Regions from separate parts of the Homo sapiens genome. Here region 1 is linked to region 2. Evidence: read pairs that join two places in POLR2A ChIA-PET (ENCODE). Cell type or tissue: GM12878. All regions are shown on one strand. Region 1 overlaps ZNF827 (zinc finger protein 827). Region 2 overlaps ZNF827 (zinc finger protein 827).

What was found. Peaks named below come from ENCODE experiments on the same cell type or tissue, not always from the same donor. Only the 100,000 strongest peaks of a DNase experiment are listed, where the experiment ranks them.
Region 1: POLR2A ChIA-PET joins it to region 2 with 9 read pairs; 4 of 35 experiments call an interaction of 5 or more read pairs at or near these places.

The regions. Positions count from the first base shown.
Region 1 is chr4:145,826,629-145,830,628 of GRCh38, forward strand. The region is part of intron 7 of ZNF827 (zinc finger protein 827); the gene reads right to left. Among named protein-coding and RNA genes, the nearest start is that of ZNF827, 110 kb to the right of the region's middle. In GM12878, no CTCF peak of the experiment used is centred here; DNase peaks (open chromatin) are centred at 2,371 and 3,241; H3K27ac peaks cover 2,742 bases.
Region 2 is chr4:145,929,180-145,933,179 of GRCh38, forward strand. The region is part of intron 1 of ZNF827 (zinc finger protein 827); the gene reads right to left. Among named protein-coding and RNA genes, the nearest start is that of ZNF827, 7.6 kb to the right of the region's middle. RefSeq lists an enhancer at 2,940-3,441. In GM12878, no CTCF peak of the experiment used is centred here; no DNase peak of the experiment used is centred here; H3K4me3 peaks cover 615 bases; H3K27ac peaks cover 1,566 bases.

The DNA of each region.
Region 1 (4,000 bases), 100 kb before region 2:
GTTGTTAATCTCTTACTATGCCTAATTTATAAATTAAACTTTACCATATGTATGCATAGGAAAAAGCATTGTGTATATAGGGTTCAGTACTATCTGAGGTTTCCGGCAACCACTGTGGGTCTTTTTTTCTTTTTTGAGACAGAGTTTTGCTCTTGTTGCCCAGGCTGGAGTGCAATGGCGCAATCTTGGCTCACTGCAACCTCCGCCTCCTGGGTTCAAGCAATTCTCCAGCCTCAGCCTCCCAAGTAGCTGGGATTACAGGCGTGTGCCACCACGCCCGACTAATTTTTGTATTCTTAGTAGAGATGGGATTTTGCCTTGTTGGCCAGGCTGGTCTCGATTTTCTGACCTCATGTGACCCACCTGCCTCGGCCTCCCAAAGTGCTGGGATTACAGGCATGAGCCACCACGCCCTGCCAACCACTGTGGGTCTTGAAACATATTCCCTGTGTGGATAAGGAGGGACTACTGCATTATCCCTATTTTACAGATGTGGAGACTTAGGCACAAAGAAGTTAGGTAGTTGCCCATGCCCATGAGTTGAGCATGATGGCTTCCCCATCTGCACTCTTTCCCGCTCAGCTACACTGCCTTTCGTTGGTCCGTTAACACCTAAGGAATTTATGGACAATAGAGACCCATGAATCCTTGCAACAAATGGAGAAAAGGAAGAGATAGAGAAGGGGGTGATGGAGGGGAGTAGGGACCAGTCGTTTCAGTATAAAGGTACTGAAGGAAGCTGAAAGACTTTTCTATTGAGAAATAGAGCAAGTAAAAATAATTTTTGTCTTTATTTCCCTATAGAAGTTAAGATATGCCCCAATTTCCTAAAACTTGTACCACTCATGGGCCTGGTCAATTTGCAACTCTAAACATTCGCCACTGCTGTACCTACAGCTTCCTAGAGCAAGCCTGTCTCTGCTATTAACTGTAAATGAAGAAGGAAGGGTAAAGAGGTCGTTAGCTGTTTGTAAGCTTCTATTTCGCCAAAGCTGTAAAGCACATGGTGGCACTATGGCTACATACACAACTGTGTATTAATCCTTCTGGTACCCAGATTAGCTTCATGCTTCAGGAAGGAGAAAAAACTAAACTTGCAGCATGCCCTATAGAGCAGAGCTTGCTTCATGGGATTAGATCTCCAATAACACTGGTTATCCTTAACTCTCTGCACAAGGAACTAAGAAAACAGAAGACACTCCATGTGTAACTTTGTCCCATGAAAGTTCATTTTCAGAATGCTGAAATCATATTCCGTAAGTTCTTTTTCTTCTCCTGTGCCAGTGACCGTAAAGTACAGAAGCACATCCGTTCTCAGGTGACACCCAGCTTTGCGGTGGAAAAAGCACTTCAGTAAGGGGTGGTGAGGCTGACACCTCGTTCATGCTGCTCAGTGACTGTCACTGTTGGCAGCGGGCAGCGGAGAGGCAAGTTCCAGGAGGTACCGGACACAGGATGAAGCGGGCTGCATCTTCCCAGGGAGTAAAACAATCCATGAAATGCACTGGACTTTACGACGTGCCCCGAAGCATGTTTGTACTGTCCTCCAACTGGTTACTTCAGCCAGTTACCAACTGTTCCAGAAAAGGAGCCAGTTTGTGAACACCATATAGCCCTTGCTTCTGAATCCTCAGCTGCCTAGACTTCAGTCATTTTATTATGAAAAAGCCCCTCCATCCAGAAAGTAAGCCAAGGAAGTGGAAAAAAGCAAGAAAAGAGGTTTATTTCTGGTTAATATTTTTGGTAAAAAGTTGATAGAGGAGGAGGTGGAAATTAACAGCTAATGGGGAGGGAATCATCACTTATTTTCACTCAACAAAATCATCATCTATCACAACATATTCCCTTTGGCCCGGGTCAAAGACAGGCTAGCTGGAAGACTTACATAATTCATAAATATTCAGTAACTCTTCAGTAGCAGCATCTGGAAGTTGATGGTATGGACATCAAAGAGCCCAAGCCCCCTGTTAATTTCCCTGGGTTTTGAAAATACAATCTTATAAAACTTTTATCTCCTTGAGTTTCTTTTCTGGATACAAGTGAAATGGCTGTGGAAAGTATATTTTGATTTTTCTCCTGTAGAAAATCTAAGGGCTAAGATATGAAGGGGCAGGGGTGTCATAGTGAGTGGACAATTCCAGGCCAGGCATGGGATGTGGGGTCAGCAGCACAGGGCTGAGAAAGGAAAAGACTTACAATAAATAATAAAAGTCCATAAAGGATTATGGCTCTAAATAGTGATACATTTTGCTAAGTGCCTATTGTGACACCAGTATTTCCACCTTTAACACCTGAGGGCCAACAGAGAGTTTTGTCTCATGCAGAAGAGAAGGCTCATCTACTTAAAATCAACCCTCCCCAAGTGCCACCACTGAAACCAAACGTTACAGGGATTCTCATTTTGACAGCAATAACAAAACCAAAAGAAAACAGAAAAGAAGGTGAGTACAGACTGTGAGAGAAAGTTTGGAAAAGACCTTCTTTGGTAATGACACAACAGTTTTAAAGGAGCAATAGAGAAGAAACAGATTTTTTTTCTAAGAGACAGTAACTTTCAAGACTAAACTTGGGAATGACAAATAGAAAAGAAAAAGATTAAATAAAGAAAGACTGCACTGTAATGAGTTTTTACTTGGAACTCAGAAGGGACTAGATAGATCAGGGTGGCATGAAATTCTATTAAATGTAAGAGTTTCTGGCAAATCATCCTAAAGTGACAGTCTGACTTCTATCTGCACAGAGACAAATTACCTTAGTAGATTTTTTTAAAATAGTGAATCTTAAAAAAAAAATTCTTCGGTGAATTAATCAAGTAAAAGTACTCGATTATCATATATTCAGCCATATATTATGTGACCTAACAGGGTTTACAGATTTCGAGAGCTGGATAAAACATGTCTGAAAGAATCTGGGGTAATTTTTAATTTTCTTTTGTGTTACTTTAAGGAAATTTTAAAAACAAGCTATCTGACTTAGATATATGTCTGAGAAACTATATGTTGCAAAAAGAGAGCTGGAAGTCCCAGCGTGGGGTACAACAGTTCTGTGGGAGCCAACGTGTTCTTTCTCTAACCACTACCTGCTCCCCAGCAGACCTCAGCCCCTGGGCCCCTCACCAGGTGGTTTTCTATCCCTCCTGGTAACAGTGTCTTCCTCTTCTCTACTCAGACCCAGTTGTTAAGCCACTGCAATACTGGTTTTCCATGTTGATACATCATGTTATTTTTTAAGAACTGAAATGCCACAGATGTGTCAGTATTTTAAAAACTCTGACCTTTGAATCACTTAGACCTTGAGAAACCCTCCAGGAGTTACACACGGCATTAACATTTTGAAGTGTACAGGAAGCAGTTAGTTGAGAAAATAGTTTTCCATGTTTCCAAAAGCCACGAGAAAAGGCAGGCAACAGATGAAAGTTATCTCAATAATTAATCTGACTTTAGTTCAAACATCTTTTGAATATGTGGAATATGCATGTTAGAGAATTAAAATGAATACAGGTAACTTGCATATGGGATCTCCATGTCTGTGTTTCATATAATGAAACTAAAGGAAATGAGAACAAACCGGAAATGTTTTCTTTGAACAAAAACTAGAGCTTGCTAATAATAACAGATTACAGGCCTTGCCAAAAGACAAAAAAAGTGTTTTTTTTTTAATGCTTCTTAAACATATCAAATAAGAAAGGTGGGTTTATTCAAAGATAAGGAATAAAGGAAATCTTTGTATTAGTTATAACTACCTCCTCAACATTTCCTCAAGTACTTTAAGGTGAGAAGACATTCTTCGAGAAGCTGGAATAGCTTACATGAAAATAAGGTCACAACTGAAAAACAAAAACACTTTATTTTTACATATTTCACTTTTTGAAAAGATCAAATAAGAATATTTCATTTTCAACTTAATTTTCATGATTAATGCCGTTTTCTTCACTTTTAGTGATTTTCTTTTTCTCAACTATTACTTCCTTTTATTAATTTATTTGCTAATAACTTAATAG
Region 2 (4,000 bases):
TAAGATTCATTGCATGTATTCTCTTGATTTGGTTCTCTGTGATTAGAAACAGCAGACCCTGCCTTTCCTTCTTTCTGTGTAAATAAACTATTACCTATGTAACATATGGAACACCTAATATAAATTTCGTCTGTGTTACTCTAACCAGTGGGCTGCCTGTTGAACAGAAGAATAAATAAATATTTATGGAATACCTATTCTCTAATTTGAGTCTCACTCTAAGTGTCTAAAGGAGGATTTAGTATCCTCACTTTATAGTAAAATCTGGTTATAATGCATATGATTATTACACAACTTAGATATAATTCAGGTCAAATCATATAAACAGAGAAACTCATTCCTGTAGTAAAAGCCTAATATAATATTGTTGGCCTATGAAACAAGTATTAGTCAAGCCCTACAATAATAGCCTTGTAAAAGAATTTTACCATATCATATTATTATTACTCACCACACTAATGAGATATATTGAGAAAAAAAAACCATAGAAACCACCAAAAAGTTCCAGGTCAGAAATACCTGTAATCTATTCACAATCTAAACAAACTGAAACACCTTTCACATACTTAATAATAAGTAATATTTATTAAGTCCTTTCTATGCAGCAGGCACTAATTAGGCATGATTTTGTGTATATGTATAATATTTACATTTGTATATGTATTCAATTATTCCTTCTAATAGCTCTGTGATACAGAAACTATTACCACTATTTAAAGATGAGTAAAGTGGAGGACAGGGAAGATAAGCAATTTGCCCAAGGTCACACAGCTAGTCAGTGGCAAAGCTGGGCTCTGAACAGCCTGGCCCCAGAGTTTGTACGTTTGACTGCTGCCCTACGAACTTTGAAAGCACATGAATCCTGTTTCTACTTTAGTTGTGCCATACACAGTAGACAAAGTTAAAGAGGGCACAGTCACAGATGATACTTTCTCCCTCTCATTACAAAACAACAACAAAAGCTTTTTAAAATACAGCACCAGACCACCTAAGATACTAGCACTATGTAACCTTAGAAACATCTATCACCCTCCACAAGCACAGTAGCTTGTTTCAAAAGCTCAGATAAGCAGAGTGCTACTGATCAATCATGTAAAAGATCATTTTTTCCTGGCCTTCTTCAGTCTCCTTTGAAGGCCAGCTTCTTCAGCACACTCAAAACATTTCACCCTGAGATCCACATCTCTCTCTCACCCCTTTTCTTTTTCCCTTCACATCACAATTCTAATGGGGTCTAACCACTTTTCCGACCCATGTAGAAATGACCAAAGAGAAAGAGATAGAGAGACAGGTTATTTTAGGGTTTGCTTTTTCAGGCCCTGGCCTCCAAGAAGGTCCATGCATTTCTTCCTTGCTGGTAGAGAAACTTGGTTGAATTAGGATTTTCTTAAAAACAGAAGCAAAGTGTATCTAAACCCTGGTCACTTAAGAACTCCAGAGACAGAACTTCAGTAGTAAAAGCTGTTTTTTATAAGAAGGGAATGGACAGTCGGAAACAATATCCTTTTTAGGCACACTGAATTTGCTGCATTTAGTATAACCCTAGGTCAGACTGTGAAAGCAGAGTTGCTAAAGGCCACATTCTGACCTCAGATCGTGGGCGCGTATCACTGTGCATTTTATAAAATTAGCTACAGTGCAGCCTCTCTGTGTGTGTGCGTGTGTGTGTGTGTGCGCGCGCATGTGTGTACATGCAGTGAAGCTAACTTTTAAAAAATAAACAGCAACATGTACCCATGCCATTTAAGATTAGTATCAAGCCAAAGTCTGATTTTAATTTATGAAACTACTTTGTAACTACAACAATTCTAGCCCAAGGTGGGTCCCTGGGGAATGACAGGAGTCATCAGAGAGGCCCCTGCCTCAGCACCTAGTCACACACTATTCTCCAATATCATAAAAAATAACTTACAGAGAGAGGACAGAAATACAAAAAACTTACTCCCAAACAGAAGGGAGAAAGCAGCCAGAAATGTCAGCCCATCAAGTACTCTTAGCTATTTCTAAGGTCTGTGCTTCACACATTATTCTCTTATAAAATATGATAGAAGACATTTTAGCTACCATGAACTATAAAGTGTTGTACACTTAGCCCTAGATGGAATGAATTACTGAGCTACACCTGGCAAAGCAGGAGACAGAAAAGTGTATCTCAGAAACAGGCACCATCATTTACAATCTATACCTTTAAAATGTGGTTCTAAGAGTACATTAACTAAGCCAATATAGTTATGAAATCTGATGAAAAAAAGCTCACATCCTACCATAACTAGGCCTGGCCTGGATTTTTTTCCAATAAGAGAAAACCTAAAATCTATGCCTTCGCCACAAAGCTCATGTTCTTGTAAAACCTTATGCTGGAAATCCTTAACGCCCCCTAAAGCCCTATTCTGTAGGTCATACTCTGATTATCTTGTTCTGTGATCAGTCTGATTAAATTATACAAAATTACCAATACATCACTCAGAATGGAGAGATTAGCTCCAGCCTACTCTGTTTGTTTTTCCTTGTCCTGTCCTAATACTACAGTGGATATTTAAAAATGAAGAATGGAGGAAGACATGGCAACTTCAAAAGGGGACAAAGGATATATTAACCTAATCTCAGAAATACACTGCCTTCAGCTTTCACAGATGGCACTGTTGACCAGCCATAGAAACAGGTATAGCAATGTGGGCTCCACCATCATTTCCCTCTCTCACACCTTGTGCTGCAGTCTGAATGTTGGTGTCCCCCCCAAATTCATGTTGAAACTTAATCCCCAATGTGATAGTATTAGAGATGGGGCCTTTGGGAGGTGACTAGATCGTGAGGGTAGACCTCTCAAGAAAGGAATTAGTGCGTTTATAAAAGGGGCCCTAGGGAGCTTGTGTGCCCCTTCCACTATATAAAGACACAGCAAAAAGGTACCATCATTGAAGCAGAGATTGAGCCCTCAGCAAACACTGAATCTGCTGGCACCTTGATCTTGGACTTCCCAACTTCCAGAACTGTAGGCAATACATTTCTACTGTTTATAAAATACCCAGTTTAAGATATTTTGTTATAGCAGCCAACGGTCTGAGACACCTTGTCATCTTTAAGTCCAAAGATACCAATTTGCTTATAAGTGACCAGGGTTAATAACAGTGGATGAGAGTTTTTCTCTTTTGTGAAACTAACTTGTCCAGACAGAATCCGAACGCAAACTACTGGGATTACTTAAGTAAACTAGTTTACCAACCCAGCCAGGCACCATACATTTCCAATCCAGCCTTTTCTACAAGAACATGTTGACATTAATAGAACTCCTTGTATTTTTTTTTTTTTTTTTGAGACGGAGTCTCGCTCTGTCGAACAGGCTGGAGTGTAGTGGCACAATCTCGGCTCACTGCAAACTCCGCCTCCCGGGTTCGCGCCATTCTCCTGCCTCAGCCTGCCGAGTAGCTGGGACCTCAGGCGCCCGCCACCACGCCCTGCTAATTTTTTGTGTTTTTAGTAGAGACGGGGTTTCACCATGTTAGCCAGGATGGTCTCGATCTCCTGACCTCGTGATCCACCCGCCTCGGCCTCCCAAAGTGTTGGGATTACAGGCGTGAGCCACCGCGCTCAGCTTGTATTTTAAACCAACTTCTGACCTCAGGAGAAGCCTGCATCGTCACTCCACCAACACACTTTCCCTTAGGTGTGCCCATAGTCTTTGTCCATCTGATTTTACAAGCCTCACAAGACAGAGATTTTCTACATTTCCCTTCGAACTCTCCTAATAGAGGCCATTCAGACTCTAAAATCTCAAATGCACAGCAAGCTCTAACACTGGCCGAAAGCTGTCCAATTTATACCTCTCCAGCATGATTTATTAACACTTTGTGCAGCAAGACTTGTCAACTCACACCAGCTGTGTCATCCCCAGAGTGAGATGGCAGCATGCAGGTAAATTAAAAATCAATGTTTTTATTAGAAACTATTTTGAAGCATGAGAAGGAATGTGATTTTGAGTTATCTTTCCTATTTTAACAGG